Regions from separate parts of the Homo sapiens genome. Here region 2 is linked to region 1. The links are chromatin loops, found by intact Hi-C in ENCODE. Cell type or tissue: gastrocnemius medialis. All regions are shown on one strand. Each heading gives the region's core, and the rest is flanking DNA. Links, peaks and the distances in the headings are about the cores only.

The links. Hi-C counts contacts between places; a loop is a spot of excess contacts. Peaks named below come from ENCODE experiments on the same cell type or tissue, not always from the same donor. Only the 100,000 strongest peaks of a DNase experiment are listed, where the experiment ranks them.
Region 2: it touches region 1 in a loop (2.4-fold over the local background); 2 of 110 quality-filtered maps call a loop at or near these places.

Annotation. Positions count from the first base shown.
Region 1 is chr11:35,946,347-35,955,240 of GRCh38, forward strand. All of the region lies in intron 1 of LDLRAD3 (low density lipoprotein receptor class A domain containing 3), which reads left to right. Among named protein-coding and RNA genes, the nearest start is that of LDLRAD3, 6.7 kb to the left of the region's middle. In gastrocnemius medialis, for the core only: no CTCF peak of the experiment used is centred there; a DNase peak (open chromatin) is centred at 5,515.
Region 2 is chr11:36,068,599-36,077,492 of GRCh38, forward strand. The region is part of intron 2 of LDLRAD3 (low density lipoprotein receptor class A domain containing 3); the gene reads left to right. The region is part of intron 1 of LOC101928510 (a long non-coding RNA gene); the gene reads right to left. Among named protein-coding and RNA genes, the nearest start is that of MIR3973, 63 kb to the left of the region's middle. In gastrocnemius medialis, for the core only: no CTCF peak of the experiment used is centred there; DNase peaks (open chromatin) are centred at 5,023 and 6,546; H3K27ac peaks cover 2,163 bases.

The DNA.
Region 1 (8,894 bases), core at 593-8,592:
GGTTGAACCGTAGTTAGAGTCCTGAGTCTTTGTGGGGCTGGAAAGCCACTGACATTCCAAGAGCAGTTTGGAGGCCTTTTTTATTCAGGAACCTTCTCAGACACCTTGCATATTTTTTTCTTCCTTTGTTTTTATTTGTGTTAGGGAAGTGAAGCATTGATTTTCACCGTTACTATTTTTTAATGTATCCTGCGAGAGAGACTAAGCCCAAGTCATGTCATCTGATGTCCAGTTTTCCTGCATGTGGGTGGACTCAGTGGGTTTAAGTGCGTATGGCTTGAGACATTTCTAAAGGCAGCCATGCTGGATGATGGTCCATCTTCTCACCTCCTCCAGGACTGACCTTTGCCTAGACTTCCTGACATTCTGTATCAGTGAAAAGGCTTGATTTTCCCAGGAGTGAGTGTACTCCCAGGAGTGAGTATTGACCTTTTCTCCTGGAAAGATCTGCTTAACGGTGTGAGGGGTGGGTTTTATTGTTTTTAACTTGCTGAGTAGCTGTGCACATCTCAGCACAGCTCAGCTCGGGAAGATGAGGCCTAAAAGAGGCCTTGTACACCAGAGTACAAATAAACACACCTTGTTGCTTTTCATCTTCAAAGAGATGTGACTAAGGCTCCCTACTGGGGTGTGAGATGTTTTTTCCTGACAGCCGACTTAGGCCATTTACTCTGGGATAAGTGGGGGAGGGAGAGAGATGGGAGTAGGAGAGGGTGGGGTGGTAAATTCTGGGCCTTGAAGAGTGGTTTAGACACCTTTCAGCCAGTCTGCAGGATAAGTTGAAAGTGGACTTGTATTGTCACCTTTGTAAAGCAGTTTAGAGAATTTGGAGTTTAGGAACACTTATAATCAAGTAATTTCATGTTAAAGAATTGGCCTTAAGCCGGAGTAATGGCTCACGCCTGTAATCCCAGCACTTTGGGAGGCCAAGATGTGTGGATCGCTTGAGGTCAGGAGTTTGAGACCAGCCTGGCCAACATGGTGAAACCGTCGTCTCTACTAAAAATACAAAAATTAGCCAGGTGTGGTGACGTGCGCCTGTAATCCCAGCTACTCCGGAGGCCAAGGTGGGAGAATCACTTGAACCTGGGAAGCGGAGGTTGCAATAAGCCAAGATCGCGCCGCTGCACTCCAGAGCAAGACTGCCTCAATTAAAAAAAAAAAAAAGAAAAAAGAATTGGCCTTTACAACCTTGCCTGTTTCTGTGGGCAAGGGAAAGAGAGGGAACCCACTATCAGTGAAGCATCTCCTGTGTGTGAGATGCTTTGCTCATTACTTTAAGCACATGATCCCATTGAAACTTGCCAAGGATATCATGTGGCAGGAAATCATTGTATGGTTCAGGAGAGATTGATAATACCCAGGGTACCACAGTAAAGGCTGAAGCCTAGATTCTAACTTAAGCTTCTCTTTGCCCCCTACCTGGGCTTTTCCCACTCTGTTTCCAGGCTTCCTGCACCATGCTTCCATGCCTTTCCTCCACAGTGCTCTTGCGAATTGACACAGTGAGATTGTTTACATGAATGCTCCCCCTCCCCAAATCTGTTCACTTTGTGGTCACTGCCCAGGATCTATTCAGCAGAGACATCAGCTTTCTTTGCAGGATACTTTGGTGTTCATGGTAAATACATAAAATACATCTCAATCCTTATGTGAAGATGAAACTTTTTCAGACTAACTCTGGTCCTTTTGCTGTGTGTGTGGGTGAGTGACAAACACTAGGCGGGGAGATGATACCAGCCAGGGTTCGATTTCTTGACCCGAATTGTAGTTACATGGGGGTTCGTTTTCATTCTTTGAGCTCTAAATTCGTATTCCCCTCTTAAAATGTGTTTATTGTATTTTAGAATTAAAAAAATAAGGTACTTTCCACCATGGAGATGCCTTGGAGTGATGGAACTGTTTTTAGCTATGGGATTGCCCCAGGGATGGATCTATTTTTGGTTGTTGGGTTTTCTTGTTTGTTCTTTTCCCCTCTTTCTGTCTTCAAAATATTTAGGAAATGCTTGGACCATTCTAACCATGCAGTTTTGTTGTTGTTTTGCCAGTGCCTCTACCTGACAACCAGGGAGATTTTTAAGTTGGCTGATCGTGTGTGTGTGTGTGTGTGTGTGTGTGTGTGTGCACATGCACACATGTGCATATGTATGTAACTGCCTTCTTCTATTGTTGTGAAAAAATCTACTCACTTGGATGCTAAGGAGTACCTTGAAGATGTTTGCTGGGAGAGCAGCCAGGTACTTTTGATATGCCGTATTTGCTCGTCACATCATTGGCTTGATGTTTAATACATCTTAATATAGTACGTGGACTTTTATGACAGAGTAACTGCTTGGTCGGGGGAGAGCAAAAGTTTACTTGAGATAGGATTCTTAGGGCTTTTGGAGGTGGTTGCAGGGATGGGGTTAGTCTCGGGCAGGGTTTCTCAGCTTTGGTACCAACGACACCTTGGCCTGGATAGTTCTTTGTTGTGGGGGTTGTCCTGTGCATTGCGGGATGGTCACAGCAGCATCACTAGTTCTTGATGCCTGTATTGGCTTACTCTTCACCCACAGCGGTGACAGCCACAAATGCCTCCCGACATTGCCACGTTGCCCCTAGTTGAGAACCCCTGGTCTAGCATGAGCAAGTGTCCTTGCCATGCATCTTGAGCATCATTACTGTGCATCATTACTGTGCATCATTACTGTGCATCATTACTGTGCATCCTGAGTGTGTCTTCTGGATGCAGGGGGTCAAGATGCCATCCTCCTCCCAAGGGCCTTTGGGCTTTGGCTTTATGTTTTGTAGCCACACAGTTCCATGGGAAAACCCATTCTTAACCAGGAATGCCGTCAGCACTGACCCTTTCCCTCTCGCTTTCCTCTTGTGTCAGAGTGAAAACTTCTGGAATTTTCTATATGTGGTTTCCTTGGGAGAGACATATGCAGAGAAAGCAGGTGATAGGCAGGTGACAGCTGACACCAAAAGCCACCTGGTTCCCTGAATGTTAAACCTGGGAGGTTCAGCAGCCCTGAGGGAGGGCTATAGGAGCACAAGCTGCCAGATTGCCTTGGAAGTCTTGTGTTGAAATCCTAACCCTGGAAGTTCCCCTTCCTCCACTTCACAGAGTAGGTATTGTTCTTCTGGGCTCCCCTTTCCCTCCCCATAATTCCTTCTCCCTTGCCATCAAAAGGCCTTACAACTTGATTCGTTCTGCAGGTGCTTGGGAAAATCATCTCTACTAGCGGCAAGCTGTGTGTGTGTGTTTTTAGAAGTTTTCATCGTACACTTTTTTCTCTAAAGTCTCTTTGTTGCTCTGTGTCACTTTATAACACTTCAGTTCCTTTAAGACACTTTTCCTTCCAGCTGTCGTTTTGCTTTGCTCTGTTCCAAACCTTCCTTAAGAATTGTGCTTCCACCTCTCTTCAGACTAGCCACATAACTTATCTGCAGCTGTCTTCTTTTGGGCATGAATTCACAGGATGCAAGGTGGCACCCAGAGGAGGACGATGGCTTCCTGGGGAGAAATGCACATTGTTTCAGTTCAGGTCCATTTATCTGAAACCATGCCCTCTTGGAAAAGCCTTCTGTAGTGAGGAGCTTTAGCTTCCTGAGTGTGCAAATGTCATTTTCTTTGTCTTTGGATAGTTAGCAATTTCTTAATATTTTATTTGGTTGTTCGTCATTGTGCCATCATCTCTGCCACACCCAGGCACTGTGTCTATTTCCAGGGGTAGGCGAAGCCATGTAAAACTTGTTCTTTGCCCTTGAAGACCCAAATGACCCACTGATGGAAATGGGATTGTTGACCTTCTTCGTTATCTGGGAAGGGTAGAGGCTCTCTGCCAGTGTAATCTCGGAGGCATTTCTAGACAGGAGTTGTACTGATGGATCTTGGACCTTGATGGGAACACAGAGCCGTGAAGATGTCACAGTGCCCAGGCAAACATGGGTACTGCGTCTTCAGGGATATTTAATCAATGTGTCATTCTTGAACAGGTTTCAGAGGTGATGACACATGTCCTAGTTTGCTTCTTTAGCTTTCAAGATAAAATACTGGTATACGTGTATTGGTGCTCTGTGACTTTTCTAGCTCTAGGCTTCTGAGGTTTGAGCTAGAAATGTCTTCTGTGGCTTTTGGACAATAGCCTTCTTTACCTTATGGTCATACACAGTATATATGTGTATGTGTGTATGTGTATGTGTATGTCTGTGTATACCCTGGTTATATATATATACTGTATATGTAAAACCTTTCTTACCTTCTAAATCCTGCTAGATTGAAAGCTCCTTGAGGGACTGGGATCATATATTAAGTGTCTGTGATACTTTTTCTTTTGTGGTGTCTAGAAGAGTGAGAGTGGCTCCCATTCATTGAAGGTTTACTCTGTCTGGCAGGGTGGCAAGCACTGTACGTGTCTTATTTTGTTATAAACTTCTTGAATTACAAACACTGCAAAAATAATACACGGGGGCCAGGAGCAGTGACTCATGCCTGTAATCCCAGCACTTTGGGGGGCCGAGGTGGGCGGATCACGAAGTCAGAAGATCGAGACCATCCTGGCTAACATGGTGAAACCCCGTCTCTTCTAAAAATGCAAAACGTTAGCCGGGAGTGGTGGCACGCACCTGTAATCCCAGCTACTTGGGAGGCTGAGGCAGGAGAATCACTTGAACCTGGGAAGTGGAGGTTGCAGTGAGCCGAGATCGTGCCACTGACTCCAGCCTGGGTGACATAGTGAGACTCTGTCTCAAAAAATAAAAAATTAAAAAAAAATACACAGACTGAGTACGTGCTTATGATACAAAATTCATACAAATTAGAAGTAATGGCAATAATAAAACATTAAAATCCTCCTTCATCTTCCTTTCCCATTTCTCTCCCCTCCCTTAAGTAACTACTGTGAATTGTCTGGTATATATCAATTTAGCTTTAACATGGATTTATAATTATATACAGGTACACACACACAGAGACATAATTTAATGAGCTCCTGCTTGTCTCTATTTGTAGTTTTTTGGCTGGCTTTTTAACTCAAGTACTATATTTCATCAATTTTATTTTGAGCCATGTGAATGCGTCACATCTGTCTCCTGTTGTTTAGACATTTCAGTTAGTCCCAAGCAATTTGGCAGTTTCCCTCACCTTCCCTTGCTTTGCTCGGCTCTTGAACAGACACCCCTTTTGTTGCTATCTCAGAAGCACAGCTGATACACCTTCAGTTATTTGTGTTTTCCTCTTTTAATTCTCTTAAAGGGCTGGCTCTTGCTTTGCAAGAAAATATGGAATTATGGTAATTTCTTGCAGTGAGAGATATTTGCTTCACTATTATCAAATTCATGCTGTTTCCCTGCCTCTTTGTGTATACACAAATGTGTTTAATTTTTCATTTCAATGCCACATTTTAACATCATCTTTTGAAGGACATTCTAAATAGCAGGTCACTTCAACCTGTGTAGTACCAGCCATGCACATAACTGGAGGGAAGTGACGAAATAGGAACAGCTGTGACCAAGTTTACCCAGGCACTGCCAGTGACCAATAAATCACAGCTTCCGCCCACCCTGTGCTTTTAGAAGATGCAGTTGGCCATTAGGTACATCCTGATGTCAGAGATGTTACAACATCAAATAAAAGTGTCTTCTTGGCCATCTTTCTTTCGGCTCTTATATACCTACCCATGCTTTTAAAAACAGCTTTCTGGTGTGTGTACATACTATAATTTATTTAATGCTTTCCCTGCTGGTGGATCTTATTTCATTTTCAGAGTAGTTTATTCAGGTGGGTAGTATGCTTTACCGTTTTATAGATGAGGAAACTAAAAGGTTCAGTAACTTTCCTAAACCTTCGACCAGTAAGAGATAGTTTCAGAATTGGCACGTGGGTCTGCGTGACTTAGACTTGGTCTCCTAACCACTGGCCCTGCTGCTTTGGTATAGAATAGAAATCCAAGTCTGTATGTGTTGGGAGAAGAATTGCACCGTCTACCTTGTGCTGGAGAATTCCAGCATTGCATAGGGATGTCAATATTGACTTCATGCTTATCGTGTTGGATAGAATGATTTGTTAGAGAGCCATTGGAGTGGGGGGCATCTCAAGTTGATTCTACTCAAATGGCCTGTCTTTGGCAGATAGAAACTGCTGTTCTCCTATGTGGAGAACGTATCAGTATAGGTGTTGAAATTGGCTTTTGCAAAGACTGAATTTATTAAACAAAAATAAGAATAAACAAGTTATTTCAGCACCATGACACTTGCCTTTGAATATATTAATGATAGAGATAATTCTTCCCCCCTTTATGGGAATATTTTGTTGGAATACCAACCAAAAGCAATTTCTTTTCAGCACTTCCCTCAAATAGTGCTGGGTGCCAAATAGAAGGGCCCACTGTTCAAAAAGTCTGGAAATATATTTTCTAGACAAAGATACAGTACTGATGATAATGCCTCGTATCAAAAGAGAAATTAAAGTATTTTTAGAATTACTTTCTGACCCTGAGCTTAAGCTTATATGGTCCATGTATGAGAGAACATTTCCTGAACTAGAGATTGATGTTCTTTATTGTGGAAGCTGAAATTTTAATATGTTGCTCCAGAAAGAAACTAGAAATAATTGGCCCCATCTTGTTGCTTCAAACTAAGGGGCTCTTGTGCGAAAGTAGGCAGTGATGTCTTGTGAGAAAGTAATGCCACAGGCCTGTAAAGTGTTAGCTACAGGCAGAGCAGAGTGAACCCCAGGATTTTAAACTTACTCCCAAGGCCTTTCCAGAGACCTGAGAACCGGACTCTCCTTTTGTTGAGTCATTGTGATATCAAGAGACAGGTGATAAATTGGGTGAATTCGCTGTTGCCCAAATCCAACTGTGATTTTTGACAGACAAATAGCGCAGTGTGCAGACGATGTTGTCTCTGTCCTGGCGAGCGGCCACGGGGAGGGAGGGCAGGCCCTTTAGCTTACTCTGGAACAGGCCTTGGGCATCCGGGTGCTGCAAGGATGTGGAATTTATGAATAACTTGATTTAGAAGACTTGCATACCCAAGGTGCCAGTGTTCCAGGTGGCAGTGGGACACTTATGTGTTTGTTGGCATAAAGAAATGAAAGCATAAAGGGTGTTTAATTTTATTGCATTAAAAATCCCTTCTCATTATTATAAGACCGAGTGAGTTTGGCTTAGCGAATGTCAGAAGTGTGTCCTCTTTGATGGCATTACTGGAACATTTTCCTTCAGCTTTAGCCTTGAATCAGAGCAGTGTTCTCCAGGCGTCGTTAAACTAATTGGACATGGCTGAAAAATGAGCCCTAGTCACACTTGTAGTTCCACAGTCCGTTGAAAAAAGCCTCTTGATTGATTTGGAAAGTTCTAAATTTAACTTGTTTTTTTATTATAAAAATAAAATTGGGGGAATTTGGGGAGGGGAAGAGTGATTAGCAACATAGGGTATTTCATCAGAGTTCAAGCTGTAAAGAATGGTTAATGCTAAGAGAAACCAGAACAGAACTAAATAAGGTGTTTCAAAAACAGATTGATAAAAACATTGGCATAAGCTTGATTAAAAAGTATGATACTAGCAAGTGAGCCCAGCTGGCAGGAACCTGGGGAAGCAGGATTGGAATGAGTTGATGCTTACTACTGTAAAAGAGATAAAGTTGGAAAGAATGACTTTTACATTAAGAATATTTGGTATTAATGAAAGATAGAACTAATCTTGTAAATGTTACAGTGTAACAATAAACATCGGTGGATCCTATGAAGGGCAGTGGTGACATAATAAAGGTTTAGCATACCCAGAGTTCATTTGTGTTATTCAAGTAAATGATAATGATGACAATACAAGAAAAGCTAACAGGTGTCAAAAATATAATAGGGTTCAGTTTTTGAATAATAAGCATACCAGAACAGTCAGAGATGGTACAAAATATGAATGTATATATATTCAGCGGAAGGAACACTGCCCAGAATTGAAGGGCAACGTCAACATCTTTTAAAAGTACCCATAAAATGTGACTTGGCAACAATCCTGAACAGAAAAAAGAATTCTTCTCTTTTCCTGTGTGACTAAAGCTCCATGAGGTGGGATGGAGTCTATTGTGTTTTTGATGTCTATCTTATTTGTTGTTATACTCCAGAACCTGATTCAGTGCTTGGCATAGTATCAGGCACACAGTAGGATTTCCTGTAAGTTACCCTACAAGAAGGAATGAAGGGGATCACTAAAGACATGACTATGACTTTGAAAAAGAGACGGAATTGGGAGAGTCAGACTAAGCCATGGTGAATGAAATTTACCTGGCCAAGCTAACTTTGCCTTTTGGTGAAAATTGCTTCTCCTTCGCTGGAGTTTAGAACAGTCTCATTGATCTTCAAAGACTTGGAAAGATCTTTACAGGATATCCCTTGGCTTAAAAAGACAAAGAAAAAGAGGCCTTTGAGAGGGCAATGTATTATAGCAATTTTAAATCAGGTGATAAATTAGATTCATTATGAGACTAGCATGTGACATATCAAAAGGGTTTCTGACAGGCTAATGAAAACTGCTATGCATCTTAATTCCATTTGAAGGGAGTTTACATAGTTTACTGAACAAGTAGGAGAGGTCACCAAGAGGAAATAAATTAAAGCAGGTCTGTTTTATAAAATAACAGTATTAGGCCGGGTGCACTGGCTTACACCTTGGGAGGCCGAGGCGGGCAGATAACTTGAGGCCAGGACTTCGAGACCAGCCTGGCCAACATGGCGAAACATCATCTCTACTAAAAATATAAAAATTAGCCGGGCATGGTGGCACATGCCTGTAATCCCAGCTACTCGGGAGGCCGAGGCACGAGAATCGCTTGAACCTGGGAGGTGGAGGTTGTAATGAGCTGAGATTGCACCACTGCACTCCAGCCTGGGCAACAGAATGAGACTCTC
Region 2 (8,894 bases), core at 390-8,389, 120 kb after region 1:
CACCGCCTCTTGGGTTCAAGCGATTCTCCTGCCTCAACCTCCCGAGTAGCTGGGACTACAGGCATGTGCCACCACACCTGGCTAATTTTTTGTATTTTTAGTAGAGATGGGGTTTCACCGTGTTAGCCAGGATGGTCTCGATCTCCTGATCTCGTGATCCACCCACCTCAGCCTCCCCAAGTGCTGGGATTACAGGCGTGAGCCACCGCGCCCAGCCCAGAAACCTAGATGCTTCTTATCTCTGAGTCCTTCTGACCTCTTAACCCTAGGCTGTAGACCTCCTCTTCTCAGCATAAAAGAGAAGAGTTTTGGAAAGAATTTTCTACGAGAGAATCTTGTGGCAAAGCTGTTTCAACTGGATGCCTTCTTTCTGTATTTATATTCCAGTTAGCGTATGGTCTGTTGCTCTTTCACTCCCCAGTGTGTACGTCTGAAACAGCCAATATGTTATTTTAGGAAGAAATAATACATTGCAATATCTGATCAATAAAACTTGGAGTCTACTCCAGTAGTCATGTGGAGCTGAACTGTTGCAACAAGCAAAGGACTTTTTGCTCAAGCCATAAATTTTGCAAAGGCTAGAATTCCAGGAGTGAGTTTGCTTTCTGGGCTGTTTGTCATCTGCCTTGGGACCACAATAAAGGAGCTCCCCCGTTTAGCCCCCAGATTTCCTGGAGAATCCAGGCAGATTACTTTTTAGAAGTCAGTTATTTTTACAAGGCCTTCTTTGCTTTCTTGTCCCCAACCATGAAGTCATTTTCAAAGGAACCACAGTTTGACCTTTTACCAAATGAGCTAGAGGACTGAATATATTAATAGCAGCAACATCAGATCGACCGCTTTTTGCAGTTTTTAGCTAGCAATGGCCACATGTCGGTTTTCACTTTGGGGAGCTGTGCATGTTGATTCAAATTATGTGAATTTTATACTTTGATTCTTTTCTAACATATACTTTTGATTAGCCCTTGTCATTCTCACATCTTTACAGTGAGCTGAATTGTAACTGGTTCATAGCACATTTTTTTATGAGAAATAGGGCTTTTTTTTTTTTAATTAATGAAAAGATGCCAGGTACTTTTGCGTATATGAGAAGCTTGTTCATACTGACCTCCTTTCAGTTGCTCCTTTACCACATTGTTCTGCCTCCAGGCCTTTACACAGGCGGCTTGGAACATCTTTGATTCCACAATTCCACAAACACTAAAATTTCAAATGTGGCCTAGGTGTCTTCTATGTATTCTCATTCTTTGCAGGTGCGACACAGAGTTTGTGAATTAATATTAGTGGAATGAAAAACGGAATGAGTAAGGCCTCATGCTGTAAATATTACATTGCTTTTCCGCCTAGACCGTGGCCGACCTCAGCTGAAACCGACCTTCCCCTGAGAAGCCTGTTCTGATGCCAGCCTCGTTCCTAGTTTGAGATTAAGCATCCTATAGCTCCCCAATCAGGGCACTATTTGCATTACATGCAGAGGCTCCTTTACCTGTCTCTGTCTTCCACTATCACAGAGAGAGCCTGTCAGCTTCGCTTTTGAATCCCCACACAACTGACTCAGCACCAGACAGGTAATAGAATGCTTAGGAATATTTTGATATTGGCCAAACAGGGGCAGATTCTTTATTGCCTCTTTAATCCTATTTTCTGTTGGGCACAGGTAAATGTAAATCCTTACAAAGTAGACAGAACTGAGTAAGTTTCAAAGCTCTAAAAAGGGCCTTTTTGCTTGAACAAAAACCGTTTGTATATGAGCCCACAGCTTTTGTGTGTGAAGCAGAATTTGTATCTTGCACACAAATGGGGAAGAAGAGAGCAGTGTTGAAATGGGGAAAGATCATAAAGAGGCCAGTTGTTTCCTTGTGGATATTTATCTCATGGTAACTCCTCTATCTGGGGTGTATTAGACTTGGCTTGAAGGAGTCATGGCCAGAGTAGGTCCCTCATTGGCTGTGTAGCCATGATTCTTGGAGCGGCAATAACATCAGGAAGAAAGGAATCATGAGGCCATTTGCTCTGTGGGTATAAGAAGGTGGTAGAATCGGTCAGAGCAGGATGTTCACATTTTAGTGCCCATTGAGATCCTTAGTGTGCTTAGTAAAAATGCAGATTCCCCTAGGGGAGAGACTCAGGAATCTGCATATTCACAAGCGTCCCTGGGGATCCTGCTGCAGGTGGATCACTGACTTGTTCTCTGCAACACTGCCCCAGAGGATGGGGAATTCTGGAGAAATACTGGCAAGTAGGACAGTCCTAAGAGCGAGAGCCTGCCCTTGCCCTTTGTCAAGGTCCTTAGTCAAAGGAGACCATGTAGCCCAGGAAAGTCAACTCAAGGAGCATCTCACAGAAGGAGGATGCTGCATTTTGCCATGATTCCTGCAACCCAGAGAAACCAATTCCAGCAAAGATCGATGCCCTGTACCCGGTGCAAATTTAGAATGATAAAAAGAAGAGTCATGGTTTCCTTGACCAGACAGGAGTGTCCCCTACTTTGCAGAATAATGAAATACACAGATGTTAAAATGAAAAGAGACAGAGATGGATGGAGAATAATAGAGCGCAGCAGCAGTTAAGGAGCAACTTAACAAAAATGCAGAGGAACCATGGGATGATCTCAGCCTTTGTGCTTCTAGGAGCGTCATTGCCAACTTGAGAGAATCAGCCCATCGCAGACAATCCTAGGCTGGAGGCTTTTCTCATAGCTGTCTGTGGCCAGAAGACAATACCAGTTCCTCAGGGAGGAGGCAGTCAACAGTCAAAAGGATACCAAAATGTAAAGCATGCATGTCCTTTGACCTAGCAGTTATACTTTCACGAGATAATATACAAGTGGGAAAAATAATATATGTATCTGGCTGTGCATTGTTTATTGAAAACACCCCAAATGTCCATCAGTAACGGGATTTATGGATACATAGACACAGTAAAGTTACCCTTAGCCATTAAAAATGATGATGTGTACCAGTAGTTATTGACAAGAAAAGATGTCACAACATATTATGTAGCAAAAACAGGTTTCAGGATAGCATATATTTTAAGGGTGCATTTAAGTAAAATTGCATGCTCGGATTTCTGCCTATTAATTCAGTCAGTAATTATTGAGTAGTCTGTGTGCCTGGCACTTCTCTGGGCATTGGAGATACACAGTGAACAAGACAGTGGCCCTTTGCTATTGGAAGTGTGGTACCTGGAGCCAGCAGCATCGCCTGGGAGCTTGTTAGGAATGCAGGATCCCAGGCTCCACCCCAGACCCACTGCATTTTAACAAGGTCCTGGGGCAATCCATTTGCACACACTAGTTTTTGAGACCATGCTGTAAGAGCATGTTTACCAAAATGTCCACAGAATACTTCCCCACGTGGTGGCAATTTGTTATAAATTTTACATCTGTCTTTGTATGTTCCTCCATGGTTTGACTTTTTCACAGTGAGCTATGTCTTGTGTTTATAAAAGCAAGGGTGGTGATATTGTGGAACAGCTCCTCATTCGTTGGGCTCTCTCAGCCACATACTGGCAGGATCCTGGGGCAGGAGTGGGAGGTGAGCAGGGGTTGAAGGTGAGTAGCTGTTGCTCATTTGGCCAACCACAGAGGTCTAGAAGAGAGATCCTGGAGACCCACAGCTACAGCAGGAGCTGTTTCCATAGCCTGAGAGATGCAGCAGGTCTGATTAGCTGACTTCATGGCTGTTCTGGTGGAACAGAGAGGCTTCCACATTGCAGCCTCTGTCCAGCTCTTTTGTATGATTGCTGCCTGGGAAGAGTCTGGGGAGGTGGCCAGAGACAGCAAGCCCATGCTGAAGTTTCCATCATCCTCCAGGACCTTGAGCAGCCCTGAGCCCTTCCCAGACAGATTGGGAGCTACAGGCATGATGTCTGGGGAAGAGCCTTCTATACAAGGCCTGGACAGTTCTGCTCCTGTGGGAGAAGGGCTTTTTCTTGGGAGTCTCTCCTGTACCTGTCCCAGATGAGGGGTTTGATCAGGTATGGCTCTAGGGTACCCTGCCTAAAGTGTAGTGTAGTTAAAAGAAGCTGGACTCTAGAGCAGAAGAACTGGACTATAGACCAGTCTGACCCTAAATAGCTATGTGACTTTGGGCAAGTCCAGTTGCCTCTTTGGGCCTCAGTTTTGTCATCTGTGGAACGTGAGAATTAGTTACTGAGTGCACCTATGTGGACTGCCTGTGTGCCCCAGCTGTTACACGAGTCTTTGTCCTTAGGATATCACAACCTGGAGACACTGGAATGCCTCCTGGCCCCCTCTAGTTCTCACGTGGACCCCAAATATGGGTCCCAGGACTGTCTCTGATTTATGACCTGGTTGTCACTGGCTTCTGGTGAAATGGGAAAAATAAGGACATCTAGTGAACATGTAGCTATAAAGTTTCTACCCTTTCAGGGTGGAGAGTTCTTTACTCTGAGACTTTGCCTTCCTGTATTTCGGATGCTAAGGCAGCTGTTTATTTAGGGTATTAGTAAGTAGAGCTCATTGCTGGTGTTTTTGTAAGTCTTTGTGTAAAATAAAAAGTTGGCAATTGTATTAGTCTTTCCTCCACTCTCATCTACTTTTTTTATTTTTTATTTTGCTGATCTGTGAATTCCAGGACTGTGGGAAGTAGGCTCTAAAAAGTGGGGACATGACTTAGATCAGGAAATAAACCCAACTCACAGGAGACCCTTGGTCCCCATCTTCCTGCTAATGAAAGCTGCCGCTTTGAAAAGTTTGTGGACCAGATCCTTGAGAAGTGGTGAATTCAAGTATTCAATGGAGTAGAGTCACCCTGTCTGCCTTTGTCAGGGCTGCTTTAAAGACAGGCAGGGTCAGTCTTTCACCTTCTGTCGGGCGCTGCTGAGTTCTACGAGGAAATCTCCCCTTTGTGGAAATAGGGGGTGAGAGAGGGACAGTCGGGGCCTTGCCCAGGACCCCCCTTCCCCACAGCCCTGTAGCAAGTCATGCAGGCAGGGAGCAGCTGACAGCTGTTGTCTGGGATAGGCTTCTCTCTGCCCCTGCCAGGCACTCGGCTGGTTGCCTGTGATCTGCTTTGCAGGCATGTGATGATGCAAATGTAAATCATAACAGGACAGGCTTCCCTGACATAAACAGCAACTGAGCATGCTGACCAGGCAGGAAGTCTCATTAGTAATTCCTGAAAAGGGTGCAAGGGCAGGGCCAAAGAGCTGGTTAATTGAATGATGGCTAATTCGTTTATAATTATTCATATTTTCACTCTTTTCTCTTTCTCCCATAAAACCTAGTCCTCTGGAGCTGGGCTGGTCCTTAGAGAAATCTAAGGAGGCGGCAGAGCAGCTGTGCCATGGGAAAGATTTGAACCTTGACTTTGTTTATTAGCAGTGTCAAGTTACTTCACTTCTGGACCTCAGTTTTCTTATCTGTAAAATGTTTTTTTTGTGTGTGTGAGAACTTAAAGAAAAAGATATCTGTGAAACAGAGCGCAATGCTTAGCTCATATTAAGCATTCAGAAAATGCTAGCCATGTTCTCCGGCCTCACTCTTTCCTTTTATAGGTTCATTTGGACATTATGCAAATATTTATGAGGCACATGGTGTAGGCACTGTATGGTGCAGCTCCTTTAAAAATGGTAAATGAAAGTATGCAAATGAGCGTACGTTCTTGGAGGCTGGAAGGCAGAGGCGTTAGCCAAACAGCTTAATACAAAACTGGGGAGACCAAGTAGTGATGTGTCCTGTGAAGGGAAAGAAAAGAAGGCTGAGGGTTAGAGCGACTAAGGGTGGGAGTGTAGGTTCTACTGCAGATAGTGCAATGATTCAAGAGACTGAGTAAGATGGAGGAGTGAGCCATGCTGAGCCCTGGGAAAAAGACATTCCAGGCAGTGGGAACAGAGAGTGCAAAGGCCCTGAGGTGGGAATATGCTGGCTGGGCTTGAGAAGGAACAAGGAAGCCTGTGTAGTTAAGATTTCCAAGATGGGAAGATCTTCATGGCCTTCATGAGAAAGCCTGGAATTGGAGAGCAGCATGATGACTCTAGGTTTTATTCTAACGTAATGGGAAGGCAGTGACGTTCTTACTAGAGGAGTGATGTGCTGAGGCTTGAGGAAACACTCTCAGCGTAGATGGCAAAGCCTATAAGCATTCTTCCCTCATCCCTCAAAAGGTGATCAGAACCAGACTGGCTGATCAAGGACCGTGTGTCAGAAGCTTGAACCTGTCTGGAAGGACACGATGGCTGGAGAGCTGGCAGAGGGGCAAACCTGACCCTGGAAAATGGAACTCCTCTGCTTTTCTGTTACTGTAGACTTTCCCAGCAGAAGCTAAAATGCCCATCTGTGCAGAAAAAGCATTAACGCAGCAGGCCTGACTGCTGCCCTTTGAAAAGTCTGCTTGGAACATTGGCCCTTGGCTGGCAGCTGGGAACCTAAATTTCAGTAGGTTTCCCATTACCCAACTGTTAATGGTGGCTCACTGTGCCTAAACTGGCTGTGCAGACAGTGTAGTTGATGCTGTTTTTCTGCTGGAAGTCTGGAAATTTGGTGTACCGAGAATGCCTGTGTGACCAGCCTCTCATAAAAACCGTGAGCACTGAGCCTCTAATGAGCTGCCCTGGTGGATGACATTTCACACATGTTGTCAACAACTTGTTGCTGGAGGAATTAAGCACATCCTGTGTGTCTACCCTGGAAGAATCCTTGTGAAAGCTTGAGCCTGGTTTCCTGTGACTTCATTTCATATGCCTTTCACTGTAAGAAATCTTAGCTTTGATTATATGCCAAGTCCTGGGAGTTAGCCTAGTGAATCATTGAATCTGTGTGGGCTTGGGGACCCCTGACACAGCATCTTATATGAAGGGACTGTAGTGTTGGTGTATCTCATTACTGATGATGTTGACCATGGTCCCTTGGCTGAGGTGGTATCTACCAAGTTTCTCCACTGTCAAGTTACTATTTTTCTCTTTGTAATTAATAACATATTGCGGAAGATACTTTGACACTGTGCATATCCTATTTCTCCTCAAGTGTTTATTTTCTAATTTTAGCATCCATTGCCAGATCTTGCCTGTAACAGTTATTACAATAGTGTCTGCTTCGTGGTGACTTTCTGTTTCCTGCACCTCTTCTACATTTATTAATGAGAAGTCTTCAATAAGGAAGAACTTTCCTTTCTCCCCTTTTTACTTACTTATTCAACAATTTTTGGTATCAGTCTCAGGTACTAGATCCTTATTTTGTTGGCCTCAGATATTTATTTTATTCTCTGTGTCATAATCTGATACCGTTGTTGATTTTGTTGCTTGGATGGTTCTAGCTTTGGCTATTGGGAACTTCAGGTTAACTTCTGTGTCCTTTTGACATGCCCCCATGATATTTGGACACTTATTTACTTTATTTTGACACTTCTGGCAACAGAAGATACTCTGGGTTCATCTTGTTTGTATATTCTTCCTGGAATCAACTATTTCTCCAAGGAGGTTGGTTCTCTTTGCTGGATAATGGTATTTAGAAACCAAGATCTGGGTGCTAGGTGTGCTTATTGCTGTTGAGATGTACTGCTTCTAGTCTTCTCTCAGCAGACAGAGCTAGGAAATGTATGTATGTGCATTATCCCTTACATACACACAAGTCAATATTTATTTTTGTCTGTCTGTCCATCCGTCCATCCATCCATCCATCCATCCATCCATCCATCCATCCATCCTGTCTGTCTAATTTTTAAAGACCTTGAGTTCATACTGGTGACCTCCAATTCCTTCAAATTTCCATTGGAAATTTTGGTTCAGTTTCAATGAACCAAAGCCTCAGGATTCACTTTAGCCTTCTCACTGTCTTTTTTTTTTTGAGATGAGTCTCTCTCTGTCGCCCAGGCTGGAGTGCAGTGGCACAATCTCAGCTCACTGCAACCTCCACCTCCCGGGTTCAAGCAGTTCTCTGCCTCAGCCTCCTGAGTGGCTGGGACTACAGGTGCCCGCCACCACGCCCGGCTAATTTTTTTGTATATGTAGTAGAGACGAGGTTTCACCATCTTGGCCAGGCTGGTCTTGAACTCCTGACCTTGTGATCCACCCACCTCGGCCTCCCAAAGTGCTGGGATTACAGGCGTCAGCCAATACGCCTGGCCTAGCCTTCCCACTTTCTTTATTTGCAACTTCTTTCTCTGACAGAAATCTTACAATATATTTACATATTTGTTCACCCCTAGTGCACCCAGAAGACAGTTTCAGAATTGATGACCCATACCCTTGGGAGAAACAAATATAACTAGTGTACAGTATTGTAGATTTTTTTTTTCTTTAGCTTTATGGAATCTAGTCAACATACTGTTTTCCTGAGTTACTTAGGCTGGTTCTTTTCTTCCCCATCCCCTTCAGTGTGGTGGTGTTATTTACTAGTAATACAGTTATGTTTACTTGTTATTGTTTATATTTCATTTTGAGTTTTCCCCACATGTGATTGATTTTAAGTGTTTATTTTTGGGGTATATAAAATACTACCGTAGTTCTAAGATATACACTGCTCTGAGTATATTTACACAAGTATATGTTAAGTCAGATAGATATACTCGGAGAAATGTGTAACCTTCTCATCCTGTTATCTTGTCTGATATCAGTTCCCCATGTTTTTTCACTCCTTTCCCACTCACACCCTGTAGATAACCAATCTCTTTAGTTTCTGGTTTATCCTCCTGTATTTCTTTTGCACAGATAAGCCAATACATGTATGTTTTCTTATACCCCTTCTCTTCTTATATGGAGGGCAGCAAAGTACTGTTACGGGATCTTTGGGGTATCACTTTGCCAACTGGAAATTTCTGTGGCCAGTGACACCTTTGCCCAAGTTTTGCTCTGGCCTGCTGGGCTTCTCTGCCTACTTGACCTGGCAGGCTGCGTTCGGCTCCCACTACCAGCCTAGATCCCATACCTGCCAA